Linked DNA regions of Homo sapiens: region 2 is linked to region 1. A link is an interaction called in ENCODE POLR2A ChIA-PET data of the cell type or tissue named here. Cell type or tissue: MCF 10A. All regions are shown on one strand. Region 1 overlaps NR3C1 (nuclear receptor subfamily 3 group C member 1). Region 2 overlaps LOC105378208 (a long non-coding RNA gene).

Region 1 (5,000 bases):
ATCTTACTGATTGCTTCCTATGCAGATTAATATTATAAATTTGAATGTACAAAGGAAGCTTTAGCAGTAAAATAGCAACTTTTATCTGTCTTACGTATTGGAGGTTCTGCATAAGATTTAATTTTTTTTTTTTTTGAAATGGAGTTTTGCTCTTGTTCACGGGGCTGGAGTGCAATGGTGTGATCTCGGCTCACCACAACCTCTGCCTCCCGGGTTTAAGTGATTCTCCTGGCTCAGCCTCCCAAGTAGCTGGGATTACAGGCATGTGCCACCATGCCCGGCTAATTTTGAATTTTAGTAGAGACGGGGTTTCTCCATGTTGGTCAGGCTGGTCTCGAACTCCTGACCTCAGGTGATCCGCCTGCCTCAGCCTCCCAAAGTGCTGGGATTACAGGCGTGAGCCACCGCGCCCGGCCAAGATTTAATTTTTTAAAAGAAAATATTTTGCTAAGGGTTTGGAAACTCTTGTTTTAGCAAGAATGGATTAAGACTGATTAAAACTAAAGGCAAAGAGGAGGCTCTTATGTTTGGAATTCTTTGCTAATATTTACACAATATAATTCTCTCCACAAATATTTAATGGTACCAGATATTAGATGGTTATAATGGCAAAAGTGTTCAAAGGATGCTATCATATTCATGATTCATGATCAAAATGAACATTATAAGGCTATCCCTCTTCAGAATTAAATACGTTACTCCTGTGGAAAACTTGCTTTTAATGTAGAAGTTGTCCCAGAGCCTTTCTTCCTTTCTCATGTCCTCTTATGTCCACTGCTGAGCTAACATGGGTCTCACTGAATGATTAAGAAAAAACATCTTAGGTGGGGAGTTCTGTATATAGTAAATGTTTAATTTATTGGGGTGGTGAACGGGAAGTGCTGCTGGCAAGAGAGGATGGGAAGAGAAATCTACCCAAATCCTTACCCGCTTTACAGAACATAAACTTCCTATTCAGTAGTACACAATAACTTAACGATCAAGGCATCTTAACTTTTCTGTTTTCAGATGAAAGAACTATCGTTTGGCTTGATCAAGTATTTAGTATTTATTCGTTCACTCAAGTGCTTACGTTTTTTTGTTATCTCAGGGTTTTACGTTAGTTATTAACCAAAAGAACTAGTTTTAGTTCTGGAAGTCTAAAATATATAAGAGAAGGTGAGGAGTAATAAGAGAAGATGAAGGGAGACTTTCGGAATGGCCTATGAACTTCTAGTAACTATACCACCTTAAAATAGACAAATTACAATGCAGTTATGAAGATATGTATTTTTCAGTGAAGACAACTAAAATGTTTGCACAGAATTTTCTTTTTTATTGAGTGTTAGAAATTCTATTTTGGAGATACTACCTTGCACAACATAAAAAGAAAAAGTGAGTGTGGAATCTAGGAATCTACGTGGCTCTAGGAAATTTTTTAAGTGTGGAAACTGAAGGAGAGCAAGAGAAAGGGAGCATGGCATTCCCCTGTTTGTAGTTCATGAGGTGGGTTTAAATTGCCTTTTGCCAATGCAGCTGCACACTGAGGATTACAGAATTCTTTTTAAATGTTTGTAGAATTATTTTTCACTTATTAGGTAAAACGTGTATTTTTTGATTTTCTCCAATTTCAGCTTTCTCATGTTGCTATGCTCAATTTTGTATACCATATATAGTTTTGTTAAATTGACAAAGTGGTGTTTTTTGTTCTTCTTTTTCCCATTGGTTAAAATTTAAAGAGAAAGTGGAAGCTAGAAATTTATCTAAAAAATGTAACTTTCCCTGTAATTATTAAAGTATCAATCTAAATTTGAATTTTCTTTGTGCATAATCTTTTTTCAAGCTATTTACCATGTTGACAAACTTGCTTTCCTGTGGCAAATACACTAGCAATACGTTATAAATATGTAACTTTCAACCTATTTACAGTTGATGCTTTTTTAGCCCTTTGGATTTAAAATACAAGCACTGAAGAGGTGAGGAAGTACCACTGCTGCCTCAGCATTATTTCGAAATTCTGTTTATAAACTATACAATTTCCAAGGTCATGAATCCAGCACCTTTCCAGGTACTAACTATTGGGACAAAGATAGAATTTGATTTTATTTATTTACCTATTGACTGAAGTCTAACTTAAATCTTGCACCTAGTAAGATCTTAGAAATAACGTGTGTACTCTGACCTGTAAACTAATCCTAGTATTCTGTGTGTATATTCTTTCTCATTTGGGCTCTTAAAAGGAAAAGTAACGTACATCTGATGATCATTAGCACTGAGCTTTTTCAGCAAAAAGTATATGTTTATAAAGAAGTATAGGATAATTTAGTAATTTAATAATGTGACAACATTTGCGTGTGTTTTTTTTTTTGAGAAATACAAATTGTGAGAAACAGAAAAGTAAAAGAAGCAGCAGCAGAAATATCACTATAGGATCAAAAGATTGCAGGAACCAAAACTCCAAAATTATTGGGCATAATGTACTAAAAACAGGGCAGTGGAGGAAAGGGACAGTCCAGACTAGCTCTGAGGGTCCAAAGAAAGTATTAAATATTGTTACTGGAGTGATTTGCTCTGCTATTTGGGCTTGGGAATTAAGTGAAATTGTTGATATACTAGACAGATACTTCCCACCCATTTTTCTCTTGATAATCAGGGTTCATTTTTTCTATTTTCTATTTCTCTGGATGCTCCATTTCTTAATATTAATATTAATATTAAGCTCTCAGTCTTTATGCTAAAAATTGGTTATTTAAAACAATTTAAATCAACTTCAGTCTAATTGGCTTAAGTTCAAATCCATTTTAAGATCGATATTGTGTCCTTTAAAAATTTTATTTAAAAGATATTTAAACTGATGAGAGGATACTACCCATTCCACTGATAAACTATTACTGTAAGTTTGTCTATTGAGGGCTAGTTATTTGGTTTAAAAATGCTGAGATTATGGAAAGTGGATTGGAATATTTTGGAGCAATATTAAAAACAGTATCTGTAACAATTTAATAAACTTATAAATTCCTCTTTCTCTGTTGATCTATCTTGAAAAGACACTCTATGTCTCTAGGCATTCCTTCTCTGTGGTGTGATTGGTAGACAGGGAGTAAACAACTTACTGTAAATGGGCACCATGCCAGTTGGCTTCAGGCAGCATCAAGCTTGTGACTCACAGTCAGGGTTAGGAAAATGCCTTTTAACTTGTTTGTCTCTGCCTCTTTTAAACATTAAAGGCACAACTGTACTAATTATTAAGTATTTCATAAGGTCTTTTAGGGCTTATAAGATCTTTTAGGAATGGCCTGGAAGTTATTAGTACTGTTTCATTGAATCTGAATACCTTTAACATGATAATGAGAAGTTTTTAAAGGGTGGTTTTATAGTTAAACGGAATTTCTCAAATTGGCTTGCTCCTTATGTTGATTTATTTAGGATCACATTTGGGAGTTTCTCTGCCCTACTTTCAATGTATTTAATTTACTGACCATCACTATTTGGGGGGAAAATGTTATATGATATTTAGAAACCAAGAGTTTTGGAGTTTTTCCCCCATTAGATGTATTTATTTATTTATTTATTATTTTTTAAAGACAGGGTCTTGCTCTGTCACCCAGGCTGGAGCACAGTGGCATGATCCTAGCTCACTGTATTCTTGAACTCCTGGGCTCAGACTGTCCTCCCACCTCAGCCCAAGTGGCTAAGTATCAAGTAAGAATCACCTGGCAAATTCCAAGGCTGTATACCAGATTTCCTAAATTAGAATTTTGGGGTTGGGTATCTGAATTTTAGTAAAGCCCTCCAAATGTTTCTGGTATTGCTTCTAAGAACAATTGATAACATAATAGCTGTGGCCATTATAGGGGTATTCTGTCATATTTAGATATAAGCATACCTTGTTTTATTGTACTTCCCAAATATTGCGTGTTTATTTTGTTTTGTTTCACTTACAAATTGAAGGTTTGTGGCAACCCTATATTAAGCGAGTCTGTCAGTGCCATTTTTCCAACAGCTTGTGCTCATTTTGTGTCTCTGTGTCACATTTTGGTAATTCTCTCAATATATCAAACTTTTTCATCATTTTTGTATCTGTTACGACCAGTGATCAGTGATCTTTGATTTTTTCTTTTTTTTTTTTTTTTTGAGACGGACTTTTGCTCTGTCACCCAGGCTGGAGTGCAGTGGTTCAATCTTGGCTCACAGCAACCTCTGCCTCCCAGGTTCAAGCAATCCTCCTGCCTCAGCCTCCCCAGTAGCCGGGCCTACAGGCGTGTGCCACCACGCCTGGCTAATTTTTGTATTTTTAGTAGAGATGGGGATTCCCCATGTTGGCCAGGCTGGTCTCGAACTCCTGACCTCAGGTGATCCGCTCACCTTGGCCTCCCAAAGTGCTGGGATTACCGTGCCAGCCTGATGTTACTATTTTAATTGTTTTCAGGCACCATAAACCTCACCTGTATAAGGCACCGTACTTAATTGATAAATATTGCGCATGATCTGACTGCTCTTCCAACTGGCCATTCCCTGTCTGTCTCCCTCTTCCTGGGACTCTCAAATCCCTGAGAGACAATAATATTAAAATTAAGCTAATTAATAACCCTACAGTGGCCTCTAAGTGTTGAAGTGAAAGAGTTGCATGTCTCTCACTTTAAATAAAAAGCTAGAAGTGGCTAAACTTAGTGAGGAAGGCACATCAAAAGCCAAGACAGGCCAAAAGCAAGGACTCTTGTACTAAACAGCTAAATTGTGAATGCAAAGGAAAAGCTCTTGAAGGAAATAACTAGTGCTACTCCAGCAAACATGTGAATGATCAGAAAGTGAAACAGCCTTCTTGCTGATACGAAGAAAGTTTTAGTGGTCTGGACAGAAGATCAAACCATTCACAACATTCCTTTAAGCCAAAGCTTAACTCTCTTCAATTCTATGAAGGCTGTGAGAGGTGAGAAAGCTGCAGAAGAAAAATTGGAAGCTAGCAGAGGTCGGTTGATGAGGTTTAGGGAAAGAAGCCAGCGCTGTAACATAAAAGTGTA
Region 2 (5,000 bases), 200 kb before region 1:
TTGATAAAAGGCACATGGGGAATCAGAGAGCTTAAAATAGTCAAGATTGCATACCAAGGCCAGATTTGAGTTCTAGCTCTCAGTGGTTCCTGCCCATTCAATGGTGGCTTAGGGAGAAATGGTCAAAACATAATTCTGCTAGTACAGTTATATTTATAATACAGAAACCAAGGCCTTTTAGAATTACCTTATACTTTGGATTCCAAGTATGTGTTCTAGTCTTGGCTACAGGGTCCAACAATCCATGGAATCATGGAAAATATATCTTGTAGTTCACAAACAGTACCGTCTTACAGGACATATTGTCTAAGCACTGCAGTGTTGAGTTCTAGGACAATAGGCATCAAATGTTCATAATATAGTCCTGCATCATAGCTTCCTTTTTAAAAAAAAAAATCTGTCAAGCTGAGAATAACTAATTTTTTAGAGCCTGGATTTGCCATCATAGAAATTATTCTCCTAAATTTGCTATTTGAGGTATTTTTCTAAATAAAAGTAATACTTCCTTTTTGAAGTATGTATTTATATCTGCATATAGATATATAGGCATCTATATAAATATGTAGATAATGACAGCAACATTAAATAGTATAGATATTTATAAATTAAGAAAATTAAGGCTGGGCATGGTGGCTCACATCTGTAGTCCCAGCACTTTGGGAGGCCAAGAGGGGCGGATCACGAGGTCAGGAGTTCGAGACCAGCCTGACCAACATGGTGACACCCCGTCTCCACTAAAAATACAAAAAATTAGCCAAGTGTGGTGGTGTGTGCCTGTAGTCCCAGCTACTCAGGAGGCTGAAGCAGGAGAACCACTTGAACCCGGGAGGTGGAGGTTACAGTGAGCTGAGATCGCGCAACTGCACTCCAGCCTGGGTGACAGAGAGAGACTCAGTCTTGAAAAAAATTAAAATCTCTCATTTTCCTCCTTTTCCTGCTGCATGTTATTTTCCATTCCACAGAGATATCCAGTGTCAACAGTTTGGTATACTTTTATTTTTTATTTTTTTTTTTTTTTGAGACGGAGTCTCGCTCTGTCGCCCAGGCTGGAGTGCAGTGGCGGGATCTCCGCTCACTGCAAGCTCCACCTCCCGGGTTCACGCCATTCTCCTGCCTCAGCCTCCCGAGTAGCTGGGACTACAGGCGCCCGCCACTACGCCCGGCTAATTTTTTGTATTTTTAGTAGAGACGGGGTTTCACCGTTTTAGCCGGGATGGTCTCGATCTCCTGACCTCGTGATCCGCCCGCCTCGGCCTCCCAAAGTGCTGGGATTACAGGCGTGAGCCACCGCGCCCGGCCATACTTTTATTTTTACATAAATAGGATCCTACCATATTTTCCATTCTGCAACCTATTATATTTTTCTTTAAGATATATTTTAAATGTACCATAGAAGGAGGCTTGGTAAAAGATACGTAGGATTATTGTATTATTTTTTAACATCTAGTGAGTACACAAATATTTTAAAATAAAAGGTGTTTTAAAAGCAATAAACTTTTCACTTAAAAAAATCATTGTTTATTGTACAATGAAATACTGAACGTTACACTACTTCACTCTGTTGAATGGGTTACTGACATTCCATTGTTAAGTTATATGATAATTATTTTAGCAAGCCTCCTTTTGATGGACACTTAGATTGTTTTTCAGCTTTTCAATATTGCTATCATGATGCAATGGACAACCTTGCACTTTGCCTCCAGTTGTGATGCAATTTGACAGGCCAATCTCCTAACCTGTTGCAATAATGTTTATGTTTGAGGCACATATATAGACTTTACAATCTCAAGTAGTTGTGCAAGAAAGTCTTAGTACTAGAATATTTGCATTTGTGTAAGAAACATTTAGTCAGAGTAGACATAAGCAAATGCCTGAAAGGTTTGTGTCTACTCCTCCAAAGTTGCTCAGCTTTTCAAACAAGCCCTCTCCAGCGGGATGCGTGTGTTCACCAGATCCTTCCCATGTGCTCAGAAAAGAGTCTGTAGGAGGCCTGTATGACTGAGTGACCTTCAGCCTTGACACAGTCAAACGAACAAAACCATCCGCAAATTCAAGAAAGAGCAGAGAAGGAGCTTCCCCAAGTTGGTTGAAAACATAAGGAAAGAAGTCTGAATTTGGCACCTCTCCCTGTGTGACAACCAATGACAGGCTTCATCAGAATTCAATGTTTCATCCCTGGGATGAGGCCAGACTTGTTTTGAATGTTAATATTTGTCATCATAGCACTTATCCATTTTGATATTTATTAATGTAACAAATTTAGGAGCCCTTACTTTGCACAGGGCATTATGATATAAGTATTGGGATATAAAGATAAACAAGGCACTCTCTGCACCCCACAAAAAACTCCGAGACTGTCTAGATTAGTAGTCTTGGGTTCTTTTACAGCCATGGACCCCTTTAAGAATCTGATGAAACCTGAGGAACTAGAAAAATATGCATCTGCATATATACCCAAAACTTTACAAATGATCTCAGCTAGAATCCTAACCTTGGAAGCCAACTATTAATCCATGGACTCCTTGGTCTATTGGAAGTGCAAGATGGGAAACTGGAAAATTTAGAGATCATCCAGATGAAACATCAGCTGTAAGAATGCAGCCATACCCTACAGCACTTCTCATTTTGTAAAGTACTTTCTCATATCAACATCCTCCTGCGGTAAACCTACTCCATTTTTGTCAGATGAGGCAATATTCTCAGAGAGATGGTATGACTAGCCAAAGGCCACTCAGCTAGAAGTTGGCAGGACTCTGACCAGAATTCAAGTCTATGACATGTACTCTGCTTTGCCAAATGGAGTAGGTGACTAATATGAAATGCCATGAACAAGATTAAAAAAAATCTTAGTGTCCATGATACGGAGATAAAAATTCTGACCAGTCATAGCTTTGCATATGGGCATATTTAAGTTTTAGAAGTCCCTCACCTCCCATACATATGTGTTTACACACTTAGCTCCCCCAGTTAAATTATGTGTTCCTTGAAGACAGGGACTATAGCTAGTTTATTCCCATTTCCTCTGTGCCTAGCAAAATGCCTGGCACATAGTCAGTCCTCATTGTTTATTGAGTGAATGAAAGGTCATTATACAAAGGAAGAGATTAGAGAGATTCGTTTATGCTAAATGTGTTTCTCAGTTCATATTCCACCTTCGAAAACTATCTTTAGGACATGAGAAGTGTCATCAGTTCATTGACATATTACTCATTGTTTCAACTGCATTTTTTGTTCTCCCTCTCCCCGGCTTTTATTAACTATTTGTAATATTTCATGAATAAAACCAACCTGGGTTGAGTCTAGTTTAAACACTTAATACTAAGCTGTCGTTCTCTTCACATAATAAAAATAGTTTCCACGTTATATGCCAAAATAGAAGAAACCTTAAACGATAATTTATTGAAATTAGTTGCAACGTTTAGGGTTTTTTGGGTTTTTTGGTTTAGTTGAAAGCTTATTGAAAAAAAAAGTAGGAGAAAAAAACAAACTGTATCTTACCACCCAACCCAAGCCAAATGACAACTTTAGAAAGTAATGTGATTGCTAAAGCAATAAATGAATGGTTTAACGCCTCTTGGGTCTTGGAAACTGTACCCACCCTTGCCAGGAAGGAGTGAGGGAATAAGTCTGTATTTCATTTGATGGCACTAAACTCCTTGAGGGCAGGATCTATTTCTGATCGACCTTTGTATTTAAGAAAAGTGTCTGGACATAGTGGGTGCTCAGTAAATTGTTATTAAATTAAATTGGATTTTTACAAAATTTACACATATCTGTAACATATGTTTATACGTGTATACATAGTATATAAATATCCTTTGTAGGCAGACATCTTTAAAGGACAAGCTGTGCCCATAGTCTTACAATACACCAAATGTTAAAAGCCCATCATGCTCATTTGTGCATGACCACAGCTAGAGTCAGTTGTGTTACAGAATTCCATCTAGTAAGTGCCTATTGTGATTAAAGTCTCCCCGTATAGTACGAATTTTGTATAATACTGTCTCAAACAGTTCCTAAATAAATAGATAACACAGTCCACTGCTGTATATAGCTTATATATACTTTTAACCTCAAACCAGTACTAGAAACAGCATGCCCAGCCTCAGCCAGTAAGTTCTCTATACCACACAGCCTTCTCAGCCAAGAAGTGCCCCACTGAGTCCCACTGAGCTGCATGTGCTTCTACATTGTGGGTTGTTACCTCACATGAATGGCTTCCTCCTGCCACTCATTTAAGCCTCTGTGGACAATTCTGACCCACAATGGCTGACAAAGACGGCAGATGGTAGAGCTGGACTTACCACAAAGAAGCAACAGGATGATACTAACATACCAGTTTTAGTTAAAACACAATGCTAAAATACCATATTTATGAAGGCTCAGTGTGTTTTCAAGGAAATGGTTGAGAAATTGAGGACTAAGGTCAGCAGGTAATTGGGGATTTAGGAAATTTATGCAGTAATATCAAGACGATAGAAAACATCACTAGAACCTAGGAGGATGACCTACAGTTGGCCATGAACAGGCAACTATGGCTCAAGCTAAATCAGGAATCAGAGGAATTAAAGGAAGTGAGAGAGCAATTGTTAAAGCACAGACCCAAAAACGTATTTGAACAACTCTTTATTGAGCCAGTTCAGTTAAAACTTAGGAGCACCTAATCATTTCAGGAACAACCAAGTCACCCAGGAGAAGGTCCCCTTCTACTTTCTTATCTAAATTACCTGAACACTTGGGGCCATTGTAACACTTAACACATAATAATTACACCTTCTCTAAAATCACCTCCCCTCATCTGGGAAGTGAATCCTGAGGGCTCTGAGGAAGGGGACCAGGCCAACTCCACATCTTCCCTCCTTGTGTTCTCTGGACCCACTGGGCTGGACTAAAATGTGGTCACTGTCCACCAGCACCTAATTTAGCACACTGGCACTTAATAAATATTTAGCACCATCAACGGTACTTGCAGGAAACATCTTGGAAATGAATTGTCTCGT

What was found. Peaks named below come from ENCODE experiments on the same cell type or tissue, not always from the same donor. Only the 100,000 strongest peaks of a DNase experiment are listed, where the experiment ranks them.
Region 2: POLR2A ChIA-PET joins it to region 1 with 8 read pairs; 1 of 35 experiments calls an interaction of 5 or more read pairs at or near these places.

What each region holds. Positions count from the first base shown.
Region 1 is chr5:143,354,036-143,359,035 of GRCh38, reverse strand. The region is part of intron 2 of NR3C1 (nuclear receptor subfamily 3 group C member 1); the gene reads left to right. Among named protein-coding and RNA genes, the nearest start is that of NR3C1, 47 kb to the left of the region's middle. RefSeq lists an enhancer at 4,859-4,938. In MCF 10A, no CTCF peak of the experiment used is centred here; a DNase peak (open chromatin) is centred at 3,105.
Region 2 is chr5:143,552,115-143,557,114 of GRCh38, reverse strand. All of the region lies in intron 4 of LOC105378208 (a long non-coding RNA gene), which reads right to left. Among named protein-coding and RNA genes, the nearest start is that of MIR5197, 130 kb to the left of the region's middle. In MCF 10A, no CTCF peak of the experiment used is centred here; DNase peaks (open chromatin) are centred at 1,744 and 2,734.